Regions from separate parts of the Homo sapiens genome. Here region 2 is linked to region 1. A link is an interaction called in ENCODE POLR2A ChIA-PET data of the cell type or tissue named here. Cell type or tissue: MCF 10A. All regions are shown on one strand. Links, peaks and the distances in the headings refer to the core of each region. The heading gives the core; the rest is flanking DNA.

Evidence for each region. Peaks named below come from ENCODE experiments on the same cell type or tissue, not always from the same donor. Only the 100,000 strongest peaks of a DNase experiment are listed, where the experiment ranks them.
Region 2: POLR2A ChIA-PET joins it to region 1 with 17 read pairs; 12 of 35 experiments call an interaction of 5 or more read pairs at or near these places.

The regions. Positions count from the first base shown.
Region 1 is chr10:112,356,074-112,366,978 of GRCh38, reverse strand. It overlaps the pseudogene GUCY2GP. Among named protein-coding and RNA genes, the nearest start is that of ACSL5, 13 kb to the left of the region's middle. In MCF 10A, for the core only: no CTCF peak of the experiment used is centred there; DNase peaks (open chromatin) are centred at 3,948, 4,898 and 5,928.
Region 2 is chr10:112,429,806-112,440,710 of GRCh38, reverse strand. ZDHHC6 (zDHHC palmitoyltransferase 6) reads left to right here. Exons shown (of 11, transcript NM_022494.3): 5 at 16-177; 6 at 2,322-2,375; 7 at 6,247-6,414; 8 at 7,430-7,471; 9 at 8,190-8,335; 10 at 8,425-8,471; 11 at 9,804-10,411. The coding sequence ends at 9,907. Among named protein-coding and RNA genes, the nearest start is that of ZDHHC6, 12 kb to the left of the region's middle. In MCF 10A, for the core only: a CTCF peak has its summit at 5,526 (motif pointing right); no DNase peak of the experiment used is centred there.

The DNA.
Region 1 (10,905 bases), core at 1,721-9,720:
ACAGAAACCAGGCTTTCCCCTCGTTTTATTTTATTTTATTTTACTTTTGAGATGAAGTCTCACTCTGTTGCCCAGGCTAGAGTGCAGTGGCACAATCTTGGCTCACTGCAACCTCTGCCTCCTGGGTTTAAGCCATTCTCCTACTTCAGCCTTTCGAGTAGCTGGGATTACAAGCACCTGCCACCATGCCTGGCTAAATTATTATTATTTTTGTGTATTTTTAGTAGAGATGGAGTTTTACCGTGTTGGCCAGGCTGGTCTTGAACTCCTGACCTCAAGTGATCTGCCTGACTTGGCTTCCCAAAGTGTTGGGATTACAGGTGTGAGCCACCGCACCCAGCCCCCCATGTTTTAGAAAGCAGAGAAAGACAGACAATATAAGCAGACTAACTTTACATAGTGCCATCATGCATTCACATAGCTCCTCCCGGTTTATAAAATGCTTCTAGTTTGCCTCTTAGCAAACCTGTGAGGTCTGAGTGGGAACAATACTTTCAACATCCAAACTTCCAGTGGCTGCTGGGAGCCAGGTCCTGTGACAAACACTTCATTTGACCCTCACAATACACTTGGAAGGTAGTTATGATTTGTACAGACAAGAAAAATAGAAGCTCAGAGAAATGACATCCCTTCCCAAGATCCTATAGCTTGGTAACAGAGTGATGACGGTGGTGGGGCCAAGTGTTATTTTTTAATAATTTCAGGCGATTTTGCAAAGCCAAGTGATTTGCAGCTTGTCTCTGAAAATCTGCCTTTCTTTAGGAAGCACAGCTGGTTGCAAAGCAGATTTCACAGCAGGTTGAGACGAGTCAGGCAGAGCAACCAAATGTTACTTAAAGGTCTTAGTGAATATGTCCAGATTCCAGAGACCACTGAACCTAATGAAGTCCTTTTTTTTGAGACAGGGTCTCGCTCTGTTGCCCAGGCTGGCGTACAGTGGCACAATCTTGGCTCACTGCAACCTCTGCTTCCTGGGTTCAAGCAATTCTCCTGCCTCAGCCTCTCGAGTAGCTGGGATTACAGGCACCTGCCATCACACCCAGCTAATTTTGTTTTGTTGTTGTATTTTTAGTAGAGACAGGGTTTCACCACGTTGGCCAGGCTGGTCTTGAACTCCTGACCTCAAGTGATCCACACGCCTCGGCCTCCCAAAGTGCTGGGATTACAGATGTGAGCCACCATGCCCGGCCCCAGATTTCTCCTTTTAATATAACCTCTGACCTCAGAATCTAGAAGATTCATCTTAAACCTCTAGATCTTTTGTTTTAGAATATTTCACTGGATTAAGATGATGGAACAGTCACAAAATAATGCTTACCATAAGCATTTTTGGTGAGGGCAAAGAAGAAATGTGAGGACCAGAGAGAAAAGGGAAAGCTCATGATGTCTGCAGTAGCTGGGACATGTGAAGCACGCGAAACACTTATTTAGGAAGGATCTTAGGCTGTTTTGACCTCTACGTCAAGCCTTTTCAAGTCAAACAACATGACTCAACAGGCAAGAGAAGCAAAGACCTAGAGCTATGGGCTGGATCTATTCTTGTTAACTTCACAATGATGGATCACAAAGAAAGAGGGGAGATGTCCCTTCCTGGAGTTAGCTGAATAGCAGGGCAGAGGTTGTGATGGCATGCAGTGGGCAAAAACAGAGCTGTGTTGCACTGACCTTTAGCTTCCCACATGGCAGAGTTGACTCTGAAGTTTATCTGTGTACTGAGATATGAGAAGGAAGGAGCGAAGTCCCTTAACTCATAACCAGGGTGTCATAATCAGCCACAGAAATTCATGTTCGCCCTTTCCCTGGTTATCTGATATTTCAAAAGGCTAATGACACTCAAAGTACAACTTACAGGGCAGTGATTCAAGTTTTTCATGCCAGATCCTCTCTGAAGGCCTTCATGATGGCGAACATCACTGAGCTCCTACCGCGTGGTGGCAACACTACATTTAAGTACTATCGCATTTAATCACACAGCAGCCCTATGGAAGTTTTTATTGCTATTTAGAAGGAGAGGAAAATCTAAGAGAGGCCAAGTAACACAGTTAAGAGAAAGAGTTGCTGCCATCGCTGAGCTGTGGGGTCAGCTTCTTCCTCATGCCCCATGAAGTTCCCATGGTGCAGGGTTCACTACAGGGCCCGGAATGGAGCTGTGAGCCCTTGCTGCATAGCAGACGGCTAAGAAGAAAGAGCTAGGGGGTAGCCTAATTAAACCTCCAAGGTACACAGCTAACAGTTGGCTGAGTCTCAGAGTCAGATTTTGAGCTTAGGTGGTCTTGAGTCTAGAGCCCAAGCACATATCTGTGACTGCGTACCATCCGTTCCAAGACCCCCTAGCAAACTGGTGTGTTTATATATGCGTTTCTTTTCAGAATTTTTACTGGTCTCTCAAAGAAAACTAAGACCCATTGCCCTACAGGAAGCCAGACCCAATACCAGACATGTGGACCGGATGCCAAGGGTCCGGCCCCCTCGAGAAGGGGTCCCTAGCAGCCTGGACATCCTGCCTGCTGCAGAGCCCATTACCAACTCAGAGCCTTGCTTCACTTCACTGGAGGGGCCAATGCTCCACGGGTCCCAGCTGTGCGACCCCCTAGCTCTTTCTTCTTAGCCGTCTGCTATGCGGCAAGGGCTCACAGCTCCATTCTGGGCCCTGTAGTGAACCCTGCACCATGGGAACATCACAGGGTATGAGGAAGAAGCTGACCCCACAGCTCAGCGATGGCAGCAACTCTTTCTCTTAACTGTAGCTGCTGATATCAATTGCTTGGGCATGCATGCTCTTGAGAACACGTGCTTACTCTTCGTGGGAAGAAAGTGTTACCCAAGTGTGAGCACTTGGCTGACAAGAATGTTGTTTGCCCAGATTACAATAAAAAGCTCCCCCAACCCCAGGCACCCCTCCCCTTTCTTGAACCACACACCCAAAGCAAATTGCCTTTCAGCCTTAGATTTGAGCTTTCCAATGGGTGGGGCATGACACATGACACATGGAAGGGCCAGTAGACACTGATCACCCTCAACCCTCGGGATGTGCTCGTGAACAGCCCCATCTCAGCCTTTTTTTTTTTTTTATCCCCCTGAGGTGGAGCCTCGCCCTGTTGCCCAGGCAGGAGTACAGTGGTGTGATCTCAGCTCACCGCAACTTCCGCCTTCCAGGTCCAAGCGATTCTCCCACCTGAGCCTCCCAAGTAGCTGGGATTACAGGTACCTGCCACCACACCGGGCTAATTTTTGTATTTTTAGTAGGGAAGGGGTTTCGCCATGTTGGCCCGGCCAGTCTCAAACTCCTGACCAGGTGATCTGCCCGCCTCGGCCCCTCAAAGTGCTGGGATTATGGGCGTGAGACACCGTGCCCGGCCCCATCTCAGGCTTTAAGTATGCTGAATAAATATTATTCTCAGTGTCATGATGTAGGCAGCTTGTTCCTTTATCAGCAAGAGCTTCCAAAGAGCATTAAAGAATCAGATAGACAGAACTGAGGCCACTGAGAGAGGTGTCAAGTTGAAATTCCCAGAACCTTCAACACCCCATAGGAAACATCGCTATCTCCCAGGGGATTAAAAGGGTGGCTCAGAGTGAAAATTTACTGTTCAATACTATAACCACTAACTACACGTGGCTACTGAGCAGTTGAAATGAGGCAAGTCTAAATTGAGAGGTGTTTAAGTATAAAACACACACCAAATTTTCCAGATGTGGTATAAAGAAAATAACATAAAATCTCAATGTTTAAAATACTGATTATGTGTTGAAATTATAATATTTAGGATACTCTTGATAAGTAATCTTAACTGCTATTTTTACTTTTTTAAATGTGTGTGCTAGAAAATTTTAAATAATATATGTTACTCGTGTTATTTTTTTGGACAGTGCTGATTTAGAAACTAAAGGCCCTGGCCAGGCGTGGTGACTCACGCCAGTAATCACGGCATTTTAGGAGGCCAAGGTTGGCGGGTCACTTGAGGTCGGGAGTTTGAGACCAGCCTGGCCTGAGGCATGAGAATAGCTTGAACCTGGAAGGCAGAGGTTGCAGTGAGCCAAGATCACGCCACTGCACGCCAGCCTGGGTGACAGAGTGAGACTCAGTCTAAAAAAAATAAAAAAGACAAAGAAACCAAAGGCCCTTTGACTTAATGCCTACAGAATATAAGCAAAAGGTAGTGTTGCCCAGTGGCAGCAATGAACATGTTGTAATTGTTCTGGGAGAACTTTTTTCCCCCTAAAAACCAGCCAGAGCTTCATCATCCCATGTAATGCTTGAAAACTATGTATATGCCTGTATATATTAGCAATTATAAATCCAGGCATCTTCAGAAACCTGTCCCAGCAACATCTTTTACCTGTTCCTCTGGTTTCTGCAGCAGCAGCAATTTGTTCCTTAGGGTCAACACAGAATCCATCCAACAGACTTTATGATCTTTTGCCTGGAGCAATAAACCTTTATTATAAAACTGCTACCACTTACTGGCTATTGTTACATGCCAGGCACTATGCTGTGTATTTTACATTTACTACTTCATTTAATCCTTGCAAAAGGTTGTCAGAGTAATTACGAATGAGGAAATTGGGTTCAGATAATACATAACTTGTCCATGCCAGCTTTTCTCATTCCAAAACCTGTGCTTACAGCCATTCTGCGACACTGCCTTCTACAGGAAGGTAGTGGGAGAAGCCGGGGTTCCTGTGCCATAGATAGGAATACCAGTATTCTGGGGGGATGTCAGCACCTCCCTCCTTTTCAAGCCTTTAAGGATATTATCCTCTGCCTTGCAAGCTTTCTTTCCCTGGGCTCACAGCCTGGGGACAGACACACCACGTGCTTGGCTCAAGAGCCTTTACCAGGAGCAGAGAGGAAATGCCAGGAAGTGGGAGGGCTCCTGGTTTCTCCAGACAAGAAACTGGAGAGGGCGGAGGAGTCAGGGACATCCTGTCTCACTTTAGATGTATGGCTATCCACCAGAAAGAAGCTGCCAGATGCCAAGCCCAGTGCCACAAAGGTCGCCAATTTACACAGATGGAGAAACATTCTGTGGGTCAAGAGTGTGTCATCACCAGAGAAAGATGGATTAGTACATATTTTTTCTTTTTTTTTTTTTTTTGAGGAGTCTTGCTCTGTTGCCCAGGCTGGAGTGCATTGGCATGATCTCTGCTCACTGCAACCTCTGCTTCCCGGTTTCAAGTGATTCTCCTGCCTCAGCCTCCTGAGTAGCTGGGATTACAGGCATCTGCCACTATGCCTGGCTAATTTTTGTGTTTTTAGTAGAGATGTGGTTTCACCATGTTGACCAAGCTGGATTCAAACTCCTGACCTCAGGTGATCTGCCTGCGTCAGCTTCCCAAAGTGCTGGGATTACAGGCGTGAGCCACCGCTCCCGGCCAGGACACATTCTTTATTTGCTCAGTGTTTGGGACACTATGACAGCAAAAGTGTCTTGGCAAACCTAAAATTTTATGGAAAGTGGCTTTGGAATTAATGGCATCACTGTTAGTCATTCCGTATCTTTGAATACTGAGTACCTGGAGCAGGTGGTTGCTTCTCCTCCTCACAACCTCTGAAAGTTTTTGCTCTTCATGCCAAGGCATAATGGGGGCAGGAGGAGGAGCAGAGACTACGAAATAGTAGGAACAGAGACTGTGAAATAAATATTCAGAAATCTGGCATTTAGGCCAGACTAGCCTGCTACCCCGGAGATTATAGTGATATCTGGGAGAACACTTCGTTGTTTAAAGTATTGCTTAAAGCCTCAAATTTGTTCAGGTGTCAAAGACTCATTCCTTTAGGACAAAGGTATGAGAAAGTCTGTTTCAGCCACACAGGATAAATAGCAGATGACTGAAGCACAGAGGAGACAGGCAGGGCTTCCAGGAGGGAGGAATTTTCTTCTCTTGGCACAAACGTTTTCAGAAACAAGACCAGAGCGTTCTTGTCAGTCAGCCAAGGCCACACCTCATCCTCAGCTTTGTAGGAGTCGTGGGTGCCTGTGTGCATCATTACTGACAGGATTTGCATCCTGGGGATTTTGTTTTGTTGCAGCCCTAAGAGCCATGATCTTCCAGTTTGATCTTAACTCTGCTTTCCTCTGGCTCCTCAAACTTTTGCTTAGTAGAAGCTGCATCTTCAGAACCGGCACCATAGCTGTTTGTAAGAGCTGAGAACACAAGGGGAAGTTTGCAGTTCACACCCTGATAGGTCACAGCCATGTTTACTTGCTCTTATTTCTAGAATAGTGAGTACGCGGTGTGCTCTACCTTTAGGAATGTCCCCGTTAGGAACCTGTAAGCCCGAACTGAAGAGAACCTTGCTGTCATCACCCAGCAGGGCCCCCAGGAATACTGTCTTCCATTTGTTAGGAATCCACCAGAGGCCTAGTATCTTAGGGCAGGAGGCTGGTAAGGTCAGAGCTCTCTGCCCTCTGCCTTTTTCCCATTTCACAGATAAGGAAACTGACGCTCAGGTAGTCTTACGGACTTGCTGAAGCCTTTTCCAGGAATGCACCGGTAGGTGCTCCCTTTGCCTCTCCCCCAGTGTGATCACAGGCTCATCGCATTGCATTCCACTTAGGTCAAGCACCTTTTTCTGCCTCTCACCTTTTCCCTGGGGGAGAAGTAGAGCCCAAACATGCCAAACCTTTACTTTTCACCTAAACTTGATCAGGCCACTGATTTAGAAATTGAAGGGAGGCAGGCAGAAAGAGGGAGCTGGAGGAAGGAGAGCTAGAAAGTTGCTAGAGGTTTTACTAAAACCCACCATCCTGGATACAGCTCATCTTATCTGACCTAGGACGCCGAACAGCTGGCCTTGCATCTAGTTTATAGACTAGGCTGGTCACTATTGAGGAAGCCACAAATCAGGCAGAAAGAACCCTCCCTCGGTAATAGTCTCTTCAGGAAGCAGAGATGGGACAAAGTAGCAAGGAATTAAAGAGTTACCCCAGGCAGAGGGGGCTGCACTTTGAACCTCTGCTGGCCACGCACAGACAACTTCTGTTCCAAAGCACCATCCGATGAAATAGCATGGCCTCTCCTAATCATAAGGGTAACTTCTAGGCCTAAGAATCCCCTAGAAGGAAGGAGGGCTGGGGAGCAAAATAGAGGACAGTGTGCCCCCTCCAGCAGCCACAGTCCTTACAACACCCACCGCCCCCCAACCTGGTTTTAACCTCAGGCTTTCCATTCCAGCCAATCAAAGGCATCACACAAATTGGGCTAGTAACAATGGCAATGCTTTTCCAGCTCATAATGGCCATTACCTGAACCGCTGCATCTCTGTCTCTGAGGGCAATGGAGAAATGGAAGGGGCTGAGCTCAGCAGAGAATAATTAGGGCCTACGGAGGTAAGCCAGGTGTCTGTAAGTGTGGGGTGCTCCTGAACTGAGCGATTAAGGCAGTATGAATTTAGCCTTCTGTGTTGATCCTTCAGAAGTACAATTCTGTAGGGTTTATTTTTAATTAAAATATTCACTTTTCTTTCTTATTGCAAAGAGATTAAGACAAAAAATGAAAATTAATATAAACAAAGCAAGGACAAACCACCCCTAATTCCTATGACACAGAGCGAGCCACTTTTAGTGGTTTGTTGTATGTAATCTTTCCTTTTGAAAAAAAAAACAAAATGGAATACTAATATATATTATTGTATGATGTGCTTCATCAGTTAGCAATACACTGCGGCTATCTTTCTAAGAGAATATATATATATTTATATATAGATATATAGATAGATATCTATTTATATATAGATATATATGTATAGAGATATATATAGATACATATTTATATAGATAAATAGATACATATTTATCTATGTTTGCGGTTCACACCCTGACAGGTCACAGACACGTTTACTTGCTCTTATTTCTGGAATAGTGAGTACACGGTGTGCTCTACCTTCAGGAATGTTCCCATTAGGAACCTGTAAGCCCGAACTGAAGAGAAATTTGCTGTCATCACTCAGCAGGGCCCCCAGGAATATATATATATATAGAAATATATATATAATAATATATAGAAATATATATATAATATATATAGAAATATACATAATATATCTATATGTATTTCTACATATATAAAATATTATTTTTAGTGATTGCATGCCACTCAGTCATATGAATTCACTACATGTTATTTATCCTGGTCTCTCTGTTGGACAATGAAGCTTGTGTCTAAATTTTGACTGTTAGAAATAACACTGTGTTTAAATCTGATCATATGATTTTATTTATTTGTAATAAATCCCCCAAATTAGAGTTTTGAGTCCAATATGCACACATTCTTAAAGTTTGGTGCATATTGAAGAACTGCTGTTAATGAACATTCCTACCAGCCAGTGTATGTCTGTTTCTTAAACTCCCAACAACACTGAACATCATCAGTATTTTCTTCTGGTTTTGACCATGCTCACTTGTAAGCATTTAAGAATACAAAATACTTATACTTGTTATGATTAATATTAATTTGCTTGTCTAGAGGCCTAATACTGTGCTGAATATTAGGATCCAAAAAAGACACACACAGTCACCTGGCTCAAAGATTCTCAGGACAAAGACAATCTGTAAACACAAAGAATCAGAAATGACCCAGTGTGGGAATACAAATCAAAGAAAGTATACATATGGAAGGTGGGGGAGGGAACAAAAAGTGCATAGATAACATATTGTTTCCAGTGTTCTAGTTTTGAGACCATGACATGTGCAATGACACATCTATTAACAGAATTCCTTTACTGATTCCTAATAATTGTGAGGCACCATTCTAAGTAATCATGCAATCTCACAGTATCTTTATAGCATCCTTCCAGGAGGGGTGTTACTCTGCTCATTTTGACTTTCAGGAAACTGAGGCACAGATTTAACTGACTTGTCCAACATCATGTAAGCATCTGAGCCAAAAATGATTCATGGGATTTTGCTTATGGTTCCAGTGAGTTTTTGGACTCAGATGATTTTGCAAATTGACTCCAAGCCGTCCTAGCAGAGGAGACAGAGAAACTGCAGGTCAGTGAAGAAGCAGTTATGATGAATTTGGTTTGGAGAAAAGCAACTCCCCTAATCCATGGGTTTAGAAATGGCCCTCTGAGATAGCCAAAGCTAAGTCTCCTTAATTCCATCCTGGGGGCTTGCTCCTCAAGGAAGATAAGTAGAGAATAGCTATTGGCTATTCTTTCCCTCTTCTCACTTCAGTCTGCCAGGGGTTCTCATACTTTAGTGTACTTAGGGATATATGAGGACCTGTTAAACATGGATTCCCAGAGCAACCTCAAAACATTCTGGTTCAGAGGGTCTGGAGTGAAGCCCTGGAATCTTCATTTCTAACCATCAGGAGAGACTGAGGTAGGTGGTCCTTAGATCAAGACTTGAGACTCATAGCGAGTCGACTGTGCTCACATAATACTGAGATGAACGTGAGATGCCAGCCCCTTCCCTGCCAGAGTAATCAGAAAGCAAGCCCACAGTAGGTGGGAATTCAACCCTTTATATTCATGTGGATTTTCCTGGCTGATAGCTGGGCCATCTTACTTGGCAGTAGCAATGGCTTCTCAAGGGTCCTGTCATCCCTGTGATATTTCAGACAATTGAGAGCTGCCCCCAGCTCCTTGCCCTGACCTGTGTAGAGGGAGGGTTAGTATTTCATGCATCAATAACCAATCTCAAGCGCCCTAAAGGCCTGGGTGAGGGATACAGACTGTGTCAACCTTTCAGTAAACCTTATAGCCATAAGCTTACTTATTTCATAAAAATTTCCTAGAAGATGGAATCAGGAAGTGATAATTATTATCACTATTACTGGGATCATCATCATCATCAACACCATTGTCAAATCTAATACTGATGGACTGGCTCTCTTTGCCCAGGTATTTTGCCAAGGGCTAGTCTTGTATGATCTCTTTTAATCTTTACCATATCACTTCACGGAAGACCTTATTACAGTTTTATCCCTGTTTTACAGAGCAGGAGATTAAGGCATAGAAAGGGGAAGTAATATGTTCTAGGTCACTCAACTAATGTGTGATGGAGTCAGAATTCCAGCCCGGGCCATCTGACTCCATTTGAGTCATTTCTGTGGTTCTTATTTTACCGGTGGAGAGGGACAGAGGGGTCATGTGACTTGCCCAGGAATGTGAAGTTTGTCAGGGATGTCACTGGATCAATCACCAGGACCCTGCTGACTAGCTGCCTTGGCCTCCTTCTGCAAGGCTGCTGCTTCTAGATGGTATTAAGACAGACTCAGAAAAGGGAGAGTTTCGGTTAATTAATGGCACTGAATAGAAAGCAAGCTGTGATCCTCGGGGAACTCTACACTGTCATGTAAGTTCCTGGCGTGAGTAATCAGGAGGCTGAGCCTCTCACAGTTCTGCAGTGACACAGGTGTTACATGCCATCCATGGCTCTCAAACCATGTCTTGAGGCCCCAATTGAGTCTGGGCTCTGTTCAGGGATTGAATGTCATGCTGAGCACCCAACACTAGTTCTGATGCTCTTTGCCAGTGTGCTGGTGACTTGCCTTGAGGCTGCTAAACTCACCGTAGGCTTCCAGACCCCCTGGAACATCTCCCATCCATTCAGCATGCAAAGGCTGGGTGCAGGCCTCCAGATTGCCATGGACAAGGTCAACTCAGAGCTAGTGGACCTTGGAAATTTCACCACTTACACCAACTCAGCCTGCAGCACCAAGGAGTCTCTTGCTATTTTCAACAACCAGGTCCAGAACGAACAGATTTCTGCCCTGTTTGGACCAGCATGCCCAGAAGCAGCTGAGGTAGAGTATATATAGCCTCTGGAAACTTTAAGTTTCCATTGGAAGGGGTGGCCTTCAAGATGATGGTACAGATTTGAGTAATCTCCTGACAAGGATCACATTATTATAACAATAACCGTGTAGATCTTGAATATCATTTTTGAGATG
Region 2 (10,905 bases), core at 1,017-9,016, 74 kb before region 1:
TTGTTGCTGCGATAGCTCTCCTTTGGGTGGAACACAGTGAAGATCGACATGAGTGCAGCCCGGAGAGATCCTCTTCCAATTGTTCCATTTGGATTAGCTGCATTTGCTACCACCTTGTTTGCCTTGGGATTAGCTTTAGGAACAACCATAGCTGTTGGGATGTTGTTTTTTATCCAGGTAAGCATCTCAATTACCTCAAGTCAAAAGTGTCAAGTTGTTGGGACTGATTGCACAAGAAAGAGACAAAGCCTGTATTTAAGTGTCCAGTATGAAATGGAAATTATTTTTGCTTATTTCATTTAGGTAACTAATCTCCTTTGTATTCGTCAGATAATTTTGATTTAATTTTGCCAGAATTTCTAGGTATTGATTTAGTTTTTAAAATGCTAACTTCAAGTTAGGTAAGTTCTGGAGCACTTCAGAATTGAGAGAGCTCTTCTCACCTGTACAGTCTCTCTTGCTCTTCACATCCACCCCAATAGAGGAGTCTTACTGTTTTCCCTTCCCAACACGTGATTAATTCATTGATTCTCAAAAAGGTTAAGTGACTTACCCAATGTCACCCATTCATGTACTTGGTAAACATTTTCCCTTCCCGACAGATGATTAATTCATTGATTCTCAAAAAGGTTAAGTGACTTACCCAATGTCACCCATTCATGTACTTGGTAAACACTAATGTTATTTTATAATAGTATATATTTAATAATAGTAATCATAATATAGCTAACATTTATTGAGCACTTATTATGTGTAAGGCACTGTTTTAGGCACTTTACATGTATTAGCTCATTTAATCTCCATAACAGCCCTATGATAAAGATGCTATTTAAAGCCTACTCTGATGAATCACTTTGCTAATTTCTAAGGCTGCATAAATGATAATGAAGAGGTAGCTGCCCTTAGGAACTGACAGTTAATATTAAACAGTTAACTAATACAGGGCCATATGTACATCATAGATTTATGTGCACAGTGCTATGAGAACACAGAGGAGGAGGACCTGGCTCTGAAGGGACCAAAAACCATTCTTTTTCATTCTTTTTTTTTTTTTTTTTTTTTTTTTTTTTTTTTTTTTTTTTAGACGGAGTCTCACTCTGTCACCCAGGCTAGAGAACAATGGCGTGAACTCAGCTCACTGCAACCTCCGCCTTCCGGGTTTAAGCAGTTCTCTGCCTCAGCCTGCCAAGTAGCTGGGATTACAGGTACCTGCCACCACACCCGGTTAATTTTTGTGTTTTTAGTGGAGACGGGGTTTCACCATCTTGGCCAGGCTGGTCTTGAACTCCTGACCTTGTGATCCACCCACCTCAGCCTCCCAAAGTGCTGGGATTACAGGTGTGAGCCACTGTGCCCGGCCCAAAAACCATTCTTATGACTTATTGCATTCACGTAATTCATTCATTCATTCATTGAAGGCCTACTGTGGGCCAGGTATTATGCTAGGCCCTTGGAATATGATGAGGACTCCTGGGCCAAGGCTGTTTATTTTTTTATTGTTGTTTGTTTGTTTGTTTGTTTGTGACAGAGCCTGGCTCTGTTGGCCCAGGCTGGAGTGCAATGGCACGATCTCGGCTTATTGCAGCCTCCACCAAGGCTGTTTCTAACATACTACACTGTCTCTCTGAAGGCACAGCCAGACTTTAAGGGAACTCTTGGTTTTAAAATAATCTGGTTTTGTTTATACTTTATTATCGTCTACTAGCCTGGGACCAAATTCTTTGAAAAATTTTCCCCAATGCCTCTAATTTAGAATCATATTAGAAATAAACTAAGATCCTATAATATAAAAGCCTATATATGTGGAATCAGTCATATCTAGGAAAATCAAATAATAGAATAAAGACTGAATACATTCATTATTTTTAAGGCAAGTGAAATATTGAGGTTGACTGAAATGAGTCACTGTTACTTCTCATAAATAGATTAATCGTAAATTTAAAGTTAGTTAAAAATAGTGATAAAAGATTTTAATAGCAAATTATAAGTAAGCACTGATTAAATGGATTATATCAATGTTTTATTAAACCTTGCTCTGAAAATAGTACTTATGACATAAAGTTTGATTAACATACTAGATTCAGATTTGATTATGGATGGGTGTAATCATTGTTACGGAGAGGTACCGTGGTGCAGTAGTTAAGAACAAGGACTTTGGAGTCAGACGGATGACATGGTAATTGTGGTACTTAACCTCTGTTATCCTTGGTATCTTTGTCTATGGAATGGAGTAATAAAAGCTATCTCAGAGAATTATGAATATGATAATCTTAAAGGAACCAAGGTCGCATTATTAAATTTTACTATCATTTAATTTCCAGATGAAAATAATTCTCAGAAACAAAACTTCTATTGAGTCATGGATTGAAGAGAAGGTAAATTTTAATAATTGTTTCTTCAATATTAAAAAAGTATATTAATAAAGGACTGGTAAAGTCCTGAATATTAATAAAGTCTGTTATTAGACCGGATTAACGAAAAGTGCCTAAAAGTGAAAACATGGCTGCCAAATGGCTACCGTAAGTCATTTGCATGCCACATAAAAGGTGAATATAGGAAACATTTTTGTTCATTCTGTAACTCCCACAGAAAGGTGCTTCTCATACACCCTGAGTGGTCGCAGAGGCCTAAGCCACACGTCAAACCATCTGTTTGTTGTCTCTTAGACTAGAGGAGAAAGCAGCCCATTTGGAAAGGAGCTTCCACCCTACCAAACTGCCATCAGGTTTTTCTCAGTGTTTTAGACATTCAATGAAGCTCCTAACATTTTGCTTGTCACAGACCTCACAATGTCCAATACTTCATACTGTCCATTGTGATTCTAGCATGAAACACAAATCTGACTACCCTGCTCTGTGTTTAAAACTTCTCAGAGCCTCACCATTCCTGTGGCAGGGGTTGAAACCCAAATACCTGCAGGGTCTGGGCAGATAACGTCCATGAAGGGGAGCAAGCCTGTATACCAAAGAATTGCCTGGCAGACCAAGCTGATTGTTGCCACAGGGGAATATTCACAATTTCCAAATTACAAAATAGGGAGAAGAATAGCATCGTTTTATATCTTTACAAATCTCTTTAGTATCTTTGACTTAAGAGAAGATGGTTGGATTCTCACTTCTGCATTCAGTCTGTTGAGATATGTTGCTTCGATTGAAGTATGTGAAGATCTAGCCTCACACAGATAAGTAGGTAGAAAAGGATAGAATATTTTAATAGGCCTTTTACATGATAATAGTGGATGTTCTTCCGTATTACATTGAAAACTTGACAAGTGATATTTCTTATCAATAAGATTTTTATACCTTTTTATTTTAAAACTCATCAGTCTATCTTGCTCTTTGAATTAATCTTTTACCAGTATGTGGTTTTATGTAACATCAGGCATCGGTCATTTGGCAAATACTAGTTTACTGTGTTATGTAGATTTTGCAAACGTTAAACACCTTTCATTATACAATATCCCAAAATTGCATTCACGTATATCAATATATCATTTTTATGAGAAAAAATCCTTAAGTATTGGAAAGCTGTCAGGCTCACAGTGGTAGATACAAGGTTTTTTTTTTTGTAATTCTAGTATACATTTGAAAGCCTTAATTTTTTACTATTAACCCATACTGTCAGTCATTTCCCTTGAAGTGACTGCCTGACTGTTCGTTTTTGAGAAAATGTTCACCAAGTCCTGAAGTCTGAATAACCTTAGTTTGCTATATTACTCATTCTTTCAAATAAGAATAGTGTTACATTAAAAAAGCTGGCTCTACAGCTTTTGTTAGCTTACAGCTTAACAACTATTTTCCTTGAGATGATCATTCTACTTGGGCACGCTTTATGTATACTTCTCATTTTGTCACACAGACTGTTAAAAATAAAGGACATCTCCTTGAGAGTTGAGATTTAATATTTAAAAACAATTTTTACTGCTTCATCAAGGACATTCTTACATGGAATTGCTCATAATGACTACCAACACAGTTTGGTGCCACTGCCTTGGTTTTTGCTAAGATGCCAACAGTTTTATTCACCATTGCAAATGTCAATGCAACAAAAAGACAAATAACATTTCAGTATTATTATGAAAATAGCTTGGCCTTGCTGACCAGCAAGAAAAAGTCCTGAATACTCAAAGTGATCTATAAAGCATGCTTTGAGAACCACTGATGTACAGGTTGAAGTCTGAGCTTCTTAGCTTCTACATAAGTAAGACCTTTTATGACTTCTTTTTTTGTTTTCTGGCGACGGAGTCTCGCTCTGTTGCCCAGGCTGGAGTGCAGTGGCACAATCTTGGCTCGCTGCAACCTCCACTTCCTGGGTTCAAGTGATTCTCCTGCCTTAGCCTCCCAAGTAGCTGGGATTACAAGGTGTATGCCACCATGCCCAGCTAAGTTTTGTATTTTTAGTAGAGACAGGCTTTCACCATGTTGGCCAGGCTGGTCTCAAACTCCTCACCTCAAGTAATCCACCCGCCTTGGCCTCCCAAAGTGCTGGGATTACAGGCGTGAGCCACTGCACCTGGCGGACTTCTTTTTATCTACTTCTCCAGCCTAATTTCCTACCCTTCTCTACCCTGTCTCACACTTGATACTAAATTACTCATAGTTTGTACATCTTATGCTTCTGTATCCTTGCACATGTTGTTCCCTCTGCCTAGAATGCTCTTCCCTCTCTTTTTGCCTGATTTCTTGCTTCTCAAGACTTAGTTAAGGTATTGTTTCTCCCAAGGACCCTTCCTGGATACTCCCTAGACTTGGCTAAGTACTTTTTGTTTCCTTTGTTCCCTTTTCCCATAGCATCTACCACACCCCTTCATCACCTTTTAACACACAATATTGATAGAATCCTAACTTCATTGAGTGTTTCTGTTAGGCAAAGACATGTCTTAGTCATTTTATAAATTCTCTTATATTTACCAGTTTTTCTTTGTAAATAGCCTAGAACTCTTTTCTTTGAAATTCAGTCCATTTTGAAGACTCTGAAGCTGTGTTTATAAAAAAGAAAATGAAATTATTCTTTACTTTCTGGGGAGGATGGATTTATATAACTTAATAGATTCATATGCATTATAGCTTAATAATTATTTTAGTAAATAGTTAACTTTAATATCACTCAACAAATAATTGCAACATTTTCCATAAAACATTGTCCCCTGATAATCAAATATTTCAAAGTATCATTTCTAATAAGCATAATAAATATATTGACATTAGATTAACATTTTTTTGTTTGTTTTTGTGGATGACCAAGGCTGCTTATAAACCGCCATGCTACATTTAGAAATTACCTCAGATGAGATTGAGTATGCTGAATGGTATGGCCATAGACTAGAAATTATTTCAGAACGGGCACTTTATTGCTGAGTAAAAAATTCAAACAAATGACCATATTAAATTTATAGGAAATGTATAGAAATTACCAGACACTATATACAACAAATTTGAAGGGATTTGTATACTTATTGTTAAAATAAATAATGTATCTTTGTACCACTAGGTGTCAGTGGAACTTAAGAAATCCAAAGCCAATTTATTTCCTCAAGTTAAAGCTAACAGTTTAAATGCCTGGAATATATGCAAGCTGAATAGTTATGTACATGCATAACATGTACATATAAATGCATATATAAATGAGTTATGTGTACATGTGTGATAGTATAAAAAAAGAAAGAAGATCTCCTGTATATATCTGCTAGCTTTAAAAAATGTTTTTCATAAAACAGCTCTCCTGTTACACCTTTCCTGGTCATTCCCATGGGCATCACTGCCACCCAGGATATAACTGTTACCCTCTGATACAACTGTTACATTCTGGTGCACCCCACAAAACAGTTCTATCTTGAATAAAACGGTTCCATCCTGAATAAACCTTTACCTTTCTCCTGAATCTGTTTATCTGCATCCCTTCTATATACCTGAATTGTTTTGTATTGCTGAACAACTAGGAGCATTGAGGACTTTTTATGTATGAGATAAAGTTAGCTAACTTTTAATAAGCCTTTATGAGTGCTTATTCCTAAAGAAACCCTGTCAGATATTTCCTAGGTAATCACATACAAGGCTGGTGTTCTATATCAAGTTCTTCCTATATTGTGATGAAGTTGTCTATTGCTTCCATGTACACTAATATTACAGCAAGGAGGAAGTATTTTTATGAATGTTAGAAACTTGAGAAATAAGTGTTCTCAATAACATATTACTGCAGGCCACTTAGACAGAGGCACCTGCCATCTTATATCTTTGTTACCCACAGGCTAAAGATCGAATTCAGTATTATCAACTAGATGAAGTCTTTGTTTTTCCATATGATATGGGAAGTAGATGGAGGAACTTTAAACAGGTATTTACGTGGTCAGGGGTCCCTGAAGGAGATGGACTTGAGTGGCCAGTAAGAGAAGGCTGTCACCAATACAGCTTAACAGTGAGTATTTTTGTTCAAATAGCCCTTCCTTTTTGCCTCGCCTTCTTTCCCTTAACTCCCCCTCAACTCAAGTGACATTTTGTAGTAAAATAAGTAATATGAATGTTTTCACTATGTCAAAATGAATCTAATAATTCTAAAGCACTCCTTGTATCATGTATCTCCCTTTATTTCAATATCTCCTTAATTCTCTATACCTGTGAGATAAAGTCCTGATCCCTTAACATAGTTTTATGAAATCTGGCCAAAAATTACCTTCCAACTTACAGTAGCATATGAATTCCTTATACATTCCTGTCACCCAACTTTGCCCACAATTTTTTCCATCTTATATGACCTCCACTCTATCTAAAATTATTAAGACTCGTTCCAGTCTTACCTCTTCCATAAAGTCTAACCTACCCCCATAGACTCATCTGAATGTGACATTTAATCACATACTACTCTATGGTAGCTCATGAAGTCTCATATTTTTATTTAATTCTGCTATCTTATATCTGTAACTTCATAAGATTCTAGGACAGAGATCATGAGTTATCTTTATTTCTCCTATTATATCTAATATAGTGCTATTTAATAGTAGCTATGTCAAATTAAGTTATGATGACTTTTATTCATTCAACTTCATTATTAAATGTTCTTCATTATTCATTTGTAGTTTGTCTGCCATGTCTCTACAGAATCAGTGAATCTCAGTGTTTTCACCTGAGAAGCTTCATGAGGGCGGAGAATATACTCCCTGATCCCTGGGCCACAGTAAGCACTCTAGGAATATACACAGATGAGGACATTAGAGAGTGAATAGCGAGAAGAAAACCTCACTCTCAGCCTCTGGTTCTTAGCATAGGGCCTTTTTTTCCATGCTAAAACAACCTGTGGCCTTTAAATTATCAGCAACTTGAAATGCTGGAAAATTGGGGTTTTGCCATATCACTCTGACAGTTGATGAGGAAAGGCGATTTTTCAACATTGAGACAAGAGACTTCATTTTTTTCTTTTTATTTCTTCCAAACAGATAGAACAGTTGAAACAAAAAGCAGATAAGAGAGTCAGAAGTGTAAGTACTTCTTTTGCAGTGGTAATTTTTTTTTCTTTTGTTAGGCTCTGTACTTCCATACAGTTTTTTTAATTGACTGACTAGAAACCAATTGTTGGCCTTTATTAAATAGTATTCCTTAATACATTTGTTGAAATTTGATGCAGTTAACTTTTGTTTTTATTTAAATAATTGGGACTAGAGGTTGGGAGGAATTTAGTCCATTTATATTGCCAACATAGGAAAATAATTATCCTCAATACAGCTCCTTAATGTGAAACCTATCCTTACAACTATGTTGTTGGATATGATGGCCACCAGCCACATGTGGCTGTTTTATTTAAATTTGTTAAAATTAAATCAATTTAAAAATTCAGTTTCTTGTTTGCATTCACTACATTGTAAGTGCTCACTCAGTAGCTACATGTGTCAAGTGCTGCTGCATTGGATACTACACATACAGAACATTTCCATCATGGCAGAATGTTCTTAGCCCTGCTCTAACTCTAATTCTTAGCTATGGGCTTGAAAAGAGGAGTAAGAAAAGCCTTGAGAACTAGAAACATTAGTTGCCTCCCAGGGAACTAGGTGGATGGGGAACTGGGAGGTTCCCCTAGAAGGGGAACTAGAAGGCTTGTCACTGGATATTTTGGATCTTGCTTTAAAATTTGAAATTCAGACTTAAAACTCAGATATCATGGGTGAATATTTAAAGGTTTCTTCTGATCACTGACGACAGGTTCGCTATAAAGTAATAGAAGATTATAGTGGTGCCTGCTGCCCTCTGAATAAAGGAATCAAAACCTTCTTCACAAGTCCCTGCACCGAAGAGCCTCGAATACAGCTGCAAAAAGGGGAATTCATTTTAGCCACAAGAGGTTTACGGTAAGTAATAGGAAGTACTGCATTTCTTCTTCAAGGACAAAATTAATATCTAGCCTAAAAAATTAATTTTCATCTTTTAAATATTTCAGATACTGGTTATATGGAGACAAAATTCTTGATGATTCCTTTATAGAAGGTATGGAAATGGAAGGGCATGTTTAAAGGACAAGACTATTAGCAATAATTCCAAATTTTACAAGAATAACTTTTATAAACCAATCATGCCTAATGCATTAGGGGAACTGCATAGAAGGGTATATCACTAAGCAACAAAAGGAACTTCCTTATATATTTCTCTATAGCTCTTGTATTTTTCAGGTCTTTTTAATGATAGCTAACATTTGAGCTCATAACTATGCGAAAAGTACTTGTATAAGTGCTACCCTTAAGGTGTAGAAGTCCCCAAAATACTTCGGAGGTAGGCACTATTATTTATATTTGATTGAGGGAACTGAAGCACAGAGAGGCAACTTGCCCATAGCTATGCACTGAAAACAGATGGAGCTAGGGCTTAACCCCAAGCAGTCTGACTCCAGATTCTATGCACCAAACCCCTGTACTATTTGCTGCCCCCACTTTGAGCATTTCTCTTAAGTTGTTATAAAAACCAGTAGATTGAAACTTTGTGTTTTTTTTTTTCTTAAGTTTTATAATTGTTTCTTTTTAAAGTAAAGATTAGCTCGGGATGTTCTTTAAAAAATAGTTGGGGTTAATCATAAATTAACCTCTTATGACGGCCGTGATATAGAAATGTATATGTTAGGCCAGGTGTGGTGACTCATGCCTGTAATCCCAGGACTTTGGGAGACCAAGGCAGATGGATCACCTGAGGTCAGGAGTTCAAGATCAGCCTGGCCAACATGGTGAAACCCTATCTCTACTAAAAATACAAAAATTAGCCGGGCATGGTGGTGTGTGCCTGTAATCCCAGCTGCTCCAGAGGCTGAGGCAGGAGAATTGCTTGAACCCGGGAGGCAGAGGTTGCAGTAATCTGAGATCGTGCCACTGCACTACAGCCTAGGTGACAGAGCAAGACTCCATCTCAAAAAAAAAAAAGAAAGAAATATATATGTTAGAAAAAGTCTAAAAAGGAAATTTACAAAGACTACAAGAAGATAGTTCCCTGGAAAAGACAGTGTGATGGTGTGCCAAAAACACCTTTCCTGATCATACACATATAAGTAAACACCCATACCGAGTTCCCCCTGACTCTAGTTAGGAGCTGTCTTTAACCACATTAGTCCCTATTCGGGATCATCAAATTTGGGAAATACCTGTTCCTAGCTTGTTATGAACATTTAAAAATCTTATTTTTTTCCCCTTCAAACTGTGCTTATAATAGATAGCAAAGTGGGGAATAAAAGTCTAACTACAAGCTTATTAATTTGAAGTAATAGGACTTACTGCTTTCAGTAATGTCACTGTCATCCATCAGACTATTTCACCTCAATTTCATTTTCTCCCTCAGGTGTTTCAAGAATAAGGGGTTGGTTCCCTAGAAAATGTGTGGAAAAGTGTCCCTGTGATGCTGAAACAGATCAAGCCCCAGAGGGGGAGAAGAAAAATAGATAGCTGCTGTTAAAACAAAATTATCCTTTAAGTCTGCTTAATTACTTGAAAATTGTACATATTACTAAAGAATTATGCAATGAGCCTACTCTGGTTAAGATGTTCTTTTCCTCAAAGGTGCCCTAGTGCCATGATTTAAATATTTTTATTACCATTTTGAAATGGAGAAGCCATTCTGCATATGCCTTTGAATTCCTGCCCCTCTTTACCACCTCTTCCTCCCCCTCAAAGGAAAAACATTTCATCCAAGTAAGTTAACGGCATTTTCTGTAGGATTTTCTTATGCACTGCACACTCTGGACCTCACCTGCAGATACAGTTCCCCCCTTGCCAGGAGCATCTGCATGTGGTACTTCTCTTTTCCCTCAGTTGATATTTCTTATATGATATTCTAGATACTATAGAACTCAATTTGTCAGATTCAGTATAACCTCAGATTTTGTTACCTGTCTTTTAAAAATGCAGATTTTGTCAAATCAAATAAAGATCAATGGATGTTGGGTATAATCAGTTTTTACTTAAAGCATTTTTCTTTTTGCTGACTAAAAAGGTTCATCTTAGTTCCTTATGGAAAAACTGCTCTGCTGCCCTGTGGACAACTGGCATCTTAAAACGTGGCTTAAGACATGACACACTTGCTTCAAGATATTAACCCTATTAATGGGATATTGCGGTCATAGTGATGGCAGCGGATGGCAGTGGTGGCCTGAGGGGTGTTGAGGGGGAGCCGTGATAGGCAGGAGCCAAGCGTAGCTACAGCTGTCCAGCCGTGGCTGCGGACCCGGGCATCCTTGTGCTCTAGGGGGCCGAGGGGAAATACCCCCCCCACACCCCCCCCCCAACAACTGCTTGGCCTCTTCCTGCTCCTGGCACTCGCTCTGGAGCAAAGGTGAGGCCAAGCCCGGGTGCTGTGAGGACCTGGCCAGGTGTACGTGAGCTCTGAGTGGTGCTGACACCAGCGCCCTGCCGCCTAGGCCCCCTCTGGACTTTGGGCTGCCAGC